Regions from separate parts of the Homo sapiens genome. Here region 1 is linked to region 2. A link is an interaction called in ENCODE POLR2A ChIA-PET data of the cell type or tissue named here. Cell type or tissue: OCI-LY7. All regions are shown on one strand. Links, peaks and the distances in the headings refer to the core of each region. The heading gives the core; the rest is flanking DNA. Region 1 overlaps RUNX3-AS1 (RUNX3 antisense RNA 1). Region 2 has its middle 45 kb from the start of SRRM1.

The links. Peaks named below come from ENCODE experiments on the same cell type or tissue, not always from the same donor. Only the 100,000 strongest peaks of a DNase experiment are listed, where the experiment ranks them.
Region 1: POLR2A ChIA-PET joins it to region 2 with 6 read pairs; 3 of 35 experiments call an interaction of 5 or more read pairs at or near these places.

Annotation. Positions count from the first base shown.
Region 1 is chr1:24,951,758-24,957,130 of GRCh38, forward strand. The region is part of intron 1 of RUNX3-AS1 (RUNX3 antisense RNA 1); the gene reads left to right. It also overlaps a transcript of RUNX3 not described here. Among named protein-coding and RNA genes, the nearest start is that of RUNX3-AS1, 24 kb to the left of the region's middle. RefSeq lists enhancers at 843-892, 3,016-4,215, 3,257-3,436, 3,477-3,626, 3,667-3,716 and a silencer at 2,460-2,519. In OCI-LY7, for the core only: a CTCF peak has its summit at 1,034; DNase peaks (open chromatin) are centred at 972, 2,174 and 2,454; H3K4me3 peaks cover 981 bases; H3K27ac peaks cover 1,129 bases.
Region 2 is chr1:24,685,791-24,691,163 of GRCh38, forward strand. No RefSeq gene overlaps it. Among named protein-coding and RNA genes, the nearest start is that of SRRM1, 45 kb to the left of the region's middle. In OCI-LY7, for the core only: CTCF peaks have their summits at 2,940 (motif pointing right) and 3,171; a DNase peak (open chromatin) is centred at 2,951.

The sequences.
Region 1 (5,373 bases), core at 154-5,153, 270 kb after region 2:
TGCCTGGGTGGGTGACCTGAGCAGATGCCTTAATCTCTCTGGGGTTCAGTTTTCTCATCTGTAAAATAGGCCTCATAAGAGCTTTTGTCTTATAGGGTTGTGAGGATTAAATGAGCTAAGGTATATCACTTGAGCCTGGGAGGCAGAGACTTTAGTGAGCAAGATTATGCCACTGCACTCCAGCCTGGAAGACAGAGCCAGAACCTGTCTCAAATACATATATAAACAAAATGAGCAAAGGTATGGAAAACACTTAGACAGTGGCTGACATAGAGTTAAGAGCTATGTAAATGTTTACTGCTAATGGAACTATTTAAAAGTTGAGTCATAATTTATATTTTCTAGACTGTCAATTACGAATTGATTCATTTCAATGTTGTGCTTTTCCCTTTTGTATTTAGGATCCAGCAAATTTTCCTTTGAAATCTCAATACAATTTCCTAGGTCCTTGAGAAGATAATTTCCCCGCCCCCACAGTGCTTATAGCCCATGGTGGATCCAATAGCTCTCTCTAGAGCAGCTTTTCCAAAAGTGGACTTTGCACACACCAGCCCCTTCCAGATGCATCATCTCACCCCAAGAGATAACTCAATAAACAGTTGAGCATACACTATTTTAGATCTCCATGGCCCAACAAGGTAGCCATTAGCATATCAAAGACTCTGACAAGTCCTGCAGCAAAACACCATTGAACATTGTTTGAAACAACCAATCCCAATCTTGTTTGACCACAGAGTTCCATTATTTCTGCTCAACAGCTGATAACATCTGAACACACGTTGGGAGATGCCACCCTCATTTCCTGCTTTCTAGGAAATGGCAAGGGGAGTCAGAGCTGTGAGGAACACCCTCTCGCAGGGATGAGTGGCTCCACCTCTACAGAAATCATCTCCAGTCATGTGCACCATCGCTAGGCCATTCCTCCTGTTCTCACCTTCCTTGTCTGATTCAGCCCCCACAGCGGCCTGGAGAGGTCACTAGCATCAATGTCTCCATCATACAGATGAGGAAATTGAGGTTCACAAAGGTTAAGTGGGCACATAGCCAGTAAGTGGCAGATCCGGTAGACAAACCCACAGCTTCTGATTCTAAACCCCACATTCGTTCTTCTGTATGTTGACTGGAAAAGTAAAAATAGATCCTATTCTAACAGGATCAATCTTCCCCCATCATAGGCTTTTAAAAAACTCAGGTATTTTTTTTTTCCGGTAGCATTGAATGCTTTAAAAACTTAAAATTTTTACTATCTTTCTTTTGATTACTAAAGCAGTACGTGCTTGTTATGTATAAAACTTTTCAAACATTTTGAGTTGAAAAATGAAAAAAAGGCAGGGCGCGGTGGCTCAAGCCTGCAATCCCATCACTTTGGGAGGCTGAGGCGGGCGGATCACGAGGTCAGGAGATCGAGACCATCCTGGCTAACACAGTGAAACCCCGTCTCTACTAAAAATACAAAAATTAGCCAGGCGTAGTGGCGGGCACCTGTAGTCCCAGCTACTCGAGAGGCTGAGGCAGGAGAATGGCGTGAACCCAGGAGGCGGAGCTTGCAGTGAGTGCGATTGCGCCACTGCACGCCAGCCTGGGCGACAGAGCCAGACTCCGTCTGAAAAAAAAAAAAAAAAGAAAAGAAAAGAAAAGAAAAATGAAAAAAAAAAAAAAACAGATCTGCATAGCCCTACAAAGTAGCCATTAGCTTTTAAATGAAAATACTTAAATGCTATCTAAATGAAAATAGTTAAAATGAAATAAGATAAAAAATTCAGTTCCTCAGTTACAGTAGCCACGTTTCAAGCGCTCGGGATTCACGTGCCCCTGGTGGCTACTGTGTTGGGCAGCACAGACATGGGACATTACTATCATCACAGAGAATCCTACGGGACGGTGCCGTTCTAGATTCTTCTTAGACATATCCTAACACCTATACAGGTTGATTATCCCTAATTCAAAAATCTAAAATCTGAAATGCTCCAAAATCCAAAACTTTTTTAGGGCCAACATGGTACTCAAAGGAAATGCTCATTGGAGAATTTTGGATTTTGGACTGAAGTATAATCCAACTATTCCGAAATCTGACAAAATCAGAAGTCCTAAATTTGAATGCTTCTGGTCCCAGCCATCTTGGGTAAGGGATGTTCAACCTGTAATGACTGTTAATGTGTGGTTTTTTTTTTTGGAGACCAGGTCTTGCTCTGTCGCCCAAGCTAGAGTGCAGTGGCACGATCATAGTTCACTGCAGCCTTCACCTCTTGAGCTCAAGTTATCCTCCTGCCTCAGCCTCCCAAAGTGTTGGGATTACAGGCGGGAGCCGCCATGCCCCAGCCTATTGATATTCTTGTTGAGGTTCTCAGACATATCTGCATGGCCTCACACATGGAGGAAAGAGACCCACAGAGGCAAAAACAAGACATGGGGTAAAAATAGACTGGAAGGAAACACACCGAATGATAGTGGTTTTTTCTGGGTGTTGAGATTACCGAGCTTATTTTTAAATTTCTTAGATCCTTCAGGTGTTCTACAACGTAAAATGCAGACAGGGTGGGGACGTTGGTTGGAGTCATGTTTTCCCTAATGTTCTTACTGGTTCTAAAATCTTCAAGCTATGCTCTCACCCAAGGCTTCACTTATTATTATTTTAACACTGTGGATTCATAAAGAATGGAAGCCCACACAAGTCCAGGGAAGGAAGGAAAGGCAGACAGAGGCTTATTTTCAGGCCTGGGCAGTTGCACAGGGTCCCTTGCTTAGAAGGGCCTCATGCTTGGTTTCGTGTTCTGTGGTCGCTGTCCTGAAATTCTTACTGATTTTTGAACAAGGGATCCTGTATTTTCATTTTGCACTGTGCCCTGAAAATCATGCCGCCGTCACTAGCCCTGGGATTCTCCCCAGGACAGGTTTCCCTTCAGCTGCTCTAAGCCTTCGCCCTTGTCCTTGTCCAACCACGGACGTGGCCATCCACGGAGCCCTCTACGTGCCTCAGAGCAAGTGTGCTTCGGCTGCTCAGGTGTGTGTCTAGAGACTGATAAAAACAGGGCTCGTGAGTGGGTGCGGGAGGCCCCTGTGGTCTCTGTTCACACACGTACCTACCCTCAAGGCCATGTCTACACTGGCCTATTTCAGAGAACCGCCCTGTGCATCATGGGATGCTTTGCCCCACATCACGGCCCAGCTTGGTTCAGTCCTGGAGCCCTGTGTCCTGAAGCCATGACCAACCCCAGGCCTGGCCCACCTTCTTCCTCAGTCTCCTCTCCCTCAAGCCCTCCACAGGACCCATAAACCTTCCATCTCCATGTAATCCTTTTGTGTGATCCTTCTTCCATACCTTTGCCCATGCTGTTCACTCTGCTTGTACCAGCAAGGTTCCTTCCTCCCCAGATCTGCCCTTTCTAGACCCATCTCAGATTCCACCCTTTCTAGAAAGACTTCAGGAAGTATTTGAGAAGGGCCTGAAGATGCTGTGGTTGCATAGAGGAGGATATGAATCACCTCGCTTAGAGGTATCGGGGAGGGCTCCATGGAGGTGGTGCCCTCAGGCCAAGGAAGAGAAGATATCTTCCGGGCAGAAGGGAGAGTTTGACGGGCTGGTTTGATGTCAGACAGACCACAGGATGACTCAAGGTCCTCTTTCCTCTTCTTAAACATTAGTTGCAGCAAGTCCCACCATCTGCCTGAGTCTGTTTTCATCTCCACAATGGAGGTGGTGATGCCCAGCACACGGAGCTGTGATGAGGATTTAATGGGGAATCCAGAGCATTTATGGAAGTGCCAGGAGGCCAAGATTCTGCATAGGTAGGAAGGACCTAAGCCAGAGGGGTGTGGGTGGCCAGAGGAGAGAGCCTACCTTAGTAGGGCTTGGTAGGCTAAGGTCTGGGCTGAATCTCGAGGCTCTGGAGCTTAGAACAGCATCTGCAACTCCCTGGCTGTCGGGGTTCAGGCAAGGACTGCCTCCTCTCTGAGTGTCAGTTTCCCCATCTATAAATGGAAAGCTGGGACACTGAAAAACACTGGGGGGGAGGGTGGTTCCTGAGGCAGTCTCTCTCCACACATCACAGGAATGTGGCGCCCCAGGGAGAAGGCATCTTTGTCCATTGTGTTCACTTCTGCATCTCCAGTGCCCAGAACAGTGCTTGCATGCAGTAGATGCTCAATAAATGTTCATTGAATGAATCAGCAGCAACCAATTCGCCCACCTCACATCCTAAGTCCGCTGGGGACGTAGGCCCACCTCTCCAGGGAAACTGTCTGCAGATTGGGACCACACCTCAGGTCACAAGCATTTCCTGAGCACCTACTGTATGCATGGCTCTGCGCAGCCCGGGGCAGACCCTTGCTCCACAGCCCGACAGGGCAGAGCCAAGGAGGCAGGTGACAGACACAGTGATTTGGGAAGAAGAACAGAGAGCAGGGTGGCCAGCAGGGCCTTGCCTGGGTGGGAGCAGGCCGTTCCCAGGCTGGAGCTCAGGCTGATGGGAGCCCCAGCTTGCCTGTTCCTGGGAGGGTGGGACTGCCTCTTCCTCTTTCTTTCTCTGAAAACAAAAATTGTTTTCCCTTAAATTTACAAGTATTAAAAGTTTGGAAAATACACAATAATCAAAAGAATATAAAATAAAGGTTACCTGCCATCATGGCGGACCACACAGTATTAACTACTATGGACTTTTCAGTGTTTCCCTCTAGTCTTTTTTCTGAGGTGGCTTTGCTCTCAGAGGTGGCTTTCTCTCCCCCTGGGAAGGGATATAGCTGCTCTGTAGGAGATGTGGGGGCACCAGGCTCTCTCCATGGGCTCTTTATCACTTCTGACTTGGAGGTCCTTTCTCCACCCCCCCTGGACCTAGCACCTCTTCCCGAGACACAGGGGTGCGAAGAGCTGGGGGAGGTACGTCAGCAGGCCTCCCCTCCTGCCCCTGCTTACCCCACGGAGGTGGGGTGGGACAGAACTCAGGCTTGAGGAAGGAGCACTGGAGGCCAAGCCACAGGTGCTGGTCCTCAGCCCTGGTGCCCAGGCAAGTTGGGTTTGGGAATAGGGGCATGACCAAAATGGACCCCTCCTTTCCTCCCCACCCCTTTCCACTCCATCCGCCTTTCCCTTTGCGTTCTCCAAGCGTTCCGTCCCCCAGATGCCCTCTGTTTCCTCTGCTCCAGCCTTTTAACTCCTCTCAACAAAGGCCAAGGAATCAGGCAGACTGTGGACACTCAGGTGTGCATGATGGGAAGGGACCTGCATTTACAAAAGCTCCCCCCCACAGGGACTGCATGTGCTGGTGGAATCTCAGTCACCATGTCCCACGTTGAAGGATGTTTGGAGGGGGCTGACTTTGGTCACCCTTCAAATCATAAGTTATATGCGTCTGCCCTTTCCGCCCACACGTAAGTCTG
Region 2 (5,373 bases), core at 254-5,253:
TTAAACGTGGGGGCTTGGCTTCTGTAGCCAACCAGAGGGAGGTGCCAAAGCCTAACTGGTCTCAGCCCGGTCGGACCCACCCAGGCAGTAGGGATTTGCCGAGCATCCGCCAGGTGCTCATGGCTGGTTCAAGGCTCATACCCTGGGATTTCCCACTTTCTTTCTTTTGCTTTTCTTGCTTCTTGCTGTTTCTGCCTGGAATGTCCTTTTTCTTTTGGTGGGGGGTGGCCAGGGCGGGGGCCGGTGGGGGCAGAGTCTTGCTCTGTCGCCCAGGCTGGAGTGCAATAGCGTGATCTCAGCTCACTGCACCCTCCGCCTCCTGGGCTCAAGTCATCCTCCCACCTCAGCCTCCTGAGTAGCTGGGACTATAGGCGGATGCCAGCAGGCCCAGCTAATTTTTGTATTTCTGGTAGAAGTGGGGTTTGGCCACGTTGCCCAAGCTGGTCTCAAACTCCTAAGCTCAAGCAGTCCTCCCACCTTGGCCTCCCAAAGTGCTGGGATCACAGGGTGGGCCACTGCACCTAGCCTGGTATGTCCTTTCTTGTCCAAATCTTTGTTGGACTTATAAATGCATTTAATATGATATTTTCTTTTCTTTTTTTTCTTTTTTTCTTTTTTTTTTGAGACAGAGTTTTGCTCTTGTCGCCCAGGCTGGAGTGCAATGGTGTGATCTCAGCTCAACGCAACCTCCGCCTCCCGGGTTCAAGTGATTCTCCTGCCTCAGCCTCCCGAGCAGCTGGGATTACAGCCATGTGCCAACCACGCCCGGCTAATTTTGTATTTTTAGTAAGACAGGGTTTCTCCATGTTGGTCAGGCTGGTCTCGAACTCCCAGCGTCAGGTGATCCACCCGCCTTGACCTCCCAAAGTGCTGGTATTACAGGTGTGAGCCACTGTGCCCGGCTATAGCATACATTTTAAAAGTGTTTTCTATGGCCAGGAAAATTGGAAAATAAATAAAAGTCACCCCTATGCCAACATCAAAACACAGCCACAGTCCTCCCCGTTGTAAATTTCTTACCCAGTCATTTAAAAATAATTTTAGATGCCTTTTTTTTTTCTTTCAGACAAAGTCTCGCTCTGTTGCCCAGGCTGGCGTGTGCAGTGGCATGATCTTGGCTCACTGCAACCTCCACCTCCCAGGTTCAACTGATTCTCCAGCCTCAGCCTCTCCAGTAGCTGGGATTACACGCATGTGCCACCATGCCCGGCTAATTTTTTTTGTATTTTTTTAGTAGAGACGGGGTTTTACCATGTTGACCAGGCTGGTCTCAAACTCCTGACCTCAGGTGATCCACCCGCCTCGGCCTCCCAAGGTGCCAGGATTACAGGCATGAGCCACTGTGCCCAGCCTAATTTTTGTGTTTTTAGTAGAGACAGGGTTTTGCCATGTTGGCCAGGTTGGTCTGGTATTCCTGGCCTCAAGTGATCTGCTCTCCTTGGCCTCCCAAAGTGCTGGAATTACAGGCGTGAGCCACCGCGCCTGGCCTTATAGGATATTTTCTAATTTTAAAAAGACATGCTCATTTTTAGAGAATTTGGAAAACATAAAAATCTAGAGAAAAAATTATTGGCAATCCCACCATCCTAATATAATCAAAGACACCTGTCCTAGGTCAAATGTCCTACCTGGCTACACCGAACCCACCCTGAGCTCCTCTCCTCTAATATATAAAATGAGTCAGGTTTTTTCTCTATAAGTACATTCATAGCTACAAATATCAGGATCATACCAGATACACATAATATTTAATATTCTTTTTTTCACTGGGCATAATATGAACTAGAATTATAGCATACTTTTTTTTTTTTTTTTTGAGACGGAGTCTTGCTCTGTCGCCCAGGCTGGAGTGCAGTGGTGCAATCTCGGCTCACTGCAACCTCCACCTCCCGGGTTCAAGTGATTCTCTAGCCTCAGCCTCCCGAGTAGCTGGGATTACAGGAGCGTGCCATGCCCAACTAATTTTTTTTGTATTTTTTAGTAGAGACAGGGTTTCACCATGTTGACCAGGTTGGTCTCGAACTCCTGACCTCAGGTGATCTACCCGCCTCGGCCTCCCAAAGTGCTAGGATTACAGGCGTGAGCCAGCATGCCCAGCCTAATTTTTGTATTTTTAGTAGAGACAGGGTTTTGCCATGTTGGCCAGGTTGGTCTGGAACTCCTGGCCTCAAGTGATCTGCCCGCCTCGGTCTCCCAAAGTGCTGGAATTACAGGCATGAGCCATCACACCCAGCCAGATGCTTCTATTTATTTAAACTTTAACCTCTGTAGGTCAAATGGTAGTGATGGTACCCACCTTCACAGGGTTTTTGTGAGCATTAAATTAGACAAATGAAACACAGGCCCTGTCCCAGCGGAGATCATGGCATGTGGGCAGGGGTCGAGGGTGGGAGCCAGGGGACACTCAGGCAGTGATAAAACAAGGTGACTGGTGACACAGAGAGGGGAGCTGTGCAGTGTAGCAGTGGTCAGCAGTCCTGCAGCCAGCTTCTCAGCCACAGACATACTTACTGTGAGACCTGGGCACATGACTTCACCTCCCTCAGCCTCCTCTGTTTCCTCTTCTGTTAAATGGGCATGGATTCAATAACATCATACAGGTAGAGGGCTTAGCTCATGCCTGGCATGTCACAAGGGCTCCATCAATGACAGTTTTCAGTGTTCCATCAAATCTTACATACGTGCAATTGTAGGATGCACCACCACCTATTAAACCACCACCGCATTCATTGTAAGACGTATCTGACTTTAGAGAGGTCAAAATACAGGGGAAAAAAGTCTTAAATTTCACTATATCCAGTGTCATTATTCAGAAGGGTCTGGGACACTGAGGTAGGGCTCCTGAGTTAGCTCAGGGACACACTCATCCGTCACTCTCAATTTCTTCGTCTCTGTCCCTCTCTCTGGCCTTCTCTTCGTTTTCTGAGCCTTCCACTAGGTGGCACCCGGGCCTGGGTGCCTGCTGTGGAGCTGATGCCCTGAGGTCAGTCCTGCCCCTCCGGCTTCTCCATGCTTTCTTCCCCTTTCCTTTTTCCTCCTCCCCACCTTTTATCCTGCAAGTGGGAGGCTTTGATTCAGTGCTCAGAGGTTCCCTGTAGGATTGCAGAACTTGAAGAACAGCTACAGGGCTCCTGCCGTCCACTGGCTCCAGCCCATCCCAAGCGGGAATTCCTTCCCAGCAAGTCCCCAGCTCTCACTTGCATACCTTCAGTGGCAGGAAACTCACTACTTCATGAGGATCCCGTTCCATCGTGGTCATGCACTTGGGCTCTGAAGACGCTCCCCCGAGGGTCCTAGGGAACCCACTTTCTAGTCCTTCAACAGCAGGCGACTTGGGCCTTTGTCTACTTTGTGTACTGGGGAGTCCCCAAGGCCTGGCACAGGCGAGGCATTGAGTGAATGAATGACAGTCAATGAACACACTCAGTTGTTCTGTGCATCTGTTTCATTACCTGTGAAACAGGGTTAATAATAGTATTTACCTCATAAGGCTGTGAGGATTAAATGAGACAGGACCTCTAAACAGGTTTAGTGCCATGCCTGGTACATAATAAATCCTCAGCAAATATTGTTTTCCTCTTATTTTTTCTCTTCTTTAATAGCTACAGATAGCTCTACTCTTTTTTTCTTTTTTTTTTTGACGTGGAGTTTCGCTCTTGTTGCCCAAGCTAGAGTGCAGTGGTGTGATATTGGCTCACCGCAACCTCCACCTCCCAGGTTCAAGTTATTCTCCTGCCTTAGCCTCCTGAATAGCTGGGATTACAGGCATGTGCCACCATGCCCAGCTAATTTTTGTATTTTTAGTACAGATGGGGTTTCTCCATGTTGCTCAGGCTGGTCTCCAACTCCCGACCTCAGATGATCCGCTGGCCTTGGCCTCCCAAAGTGCTGGGATTACAGGTGTGAGCCACCACACCTGGCTGCCATAGCTCTGCTCTTATTATCTGAAAGATCTGTTTTAGAGCAAAGTGATTCTGATTTTTTTTTTTTTTTTTTTAGACAGGGTCTCATACTGTTGCCCAGGCTTGGAGTACATGGCATGATCACAACTCACTGCAGCCTCGACCTCCTGGGCTCAGGCAATCCTCCCACCTTAGCCTCCCAAGTAGCTGGGACTACAGACGCATGCCACCATGCCTGGCTAATTAAAAAAATTTTTTTGTAGAGACTGGGTTTTTCATGTGGCCCAGGCTGGTCTTGAACTCCTGGGCTCAAGCGATCCACCTGCCTTGGCCTCCCAAAGTGCTGGGATTACAGGCATGAGCCACGGTGCCCGGCCTGATTCTAATTCTTAAAATTTTCACACAGGCTGGGTGCGGTGGCTCCCACCTGTAATTCCAGCACTGAGCCCTTACTGCATCTCATTAATTCTTCCACCTGTGTTCCTGGGCATTCTTCTCCCATTTTATAGATGAAGGAACCAAGGCACACAAAGGTCACATAGGCTGGGCGCGGTGGCTCACGCCTGTAATCCTAGCACTTTAGAAGGCCAAGGCAGGCATATTGCTTGAGCCCAGGAGTTTGAGGCCAGCCTTGGTAACATGGAGAAACCCCATCTCTACAAAAAAATTAGCCAGGCGTGATGGCACGCACCTGTAGTCCCAGCTACTCTGGGAGCTGAGGCAGGAAGATCTCCTGAGCCTGGGAGGCAGAATCTGTCTCAAAAAAAAAGAAAGTCACATAGCTGGTGAGCAATAGAACCAGGATTTAGATCTTGTCTGTCTGACTCCAGAACCCACCCCTTCACCTCTAAGCCTTATTAGTAGAGACAGGGTTTCACCATGTTGACCAGACTGGTCTCGAACTCCTAACCTCATGATCCACCCGCCTCAGCCTCCCAAAGTGCTGGGATTACAGGTGTGAGCCACCACGTGCCTGGCCTTTTTTTTTTTTTTTTTTTGAGATGAAGTCTCACTCTGTCATCCAGGCTGGAGTGCAGTGACACAATCTTGGCTCACTGTGAGCCGGGTGTGGTGGCACGCACCTGTAGTCTCAGCTACTCAGGAGGCTGAGGCAGAAGAATCGCTTAAGCCCGGGAGGCGGAGGTTGCAGTGGGCCAAGATCGAGCCACTGCACTCCAGCCTGGGTGACAGAGCTAGACTTCCAGTCAAAAAAAAAAAAGATCCTCATAGGAGCACGAACCCTACTGTGAAGTGTGCATTTGAGAGATCTAGGTTTTGTGCTCCTTATGAGAATCTAATGACTGATGATCTGAGGTGGGAAGATTTCATCCTGAAACCATGCTCCTGCTGCCTGTGGAAAAATTGTCTTCCACAAAACTGGTCCCTGGTGTCAAAAAGGTTGGGGACTGCTGCTCTAGAGGATGTTCTGGGGCCTGTGGGGAATTTTCTGTTCTGAGCCTTCCACGTACTA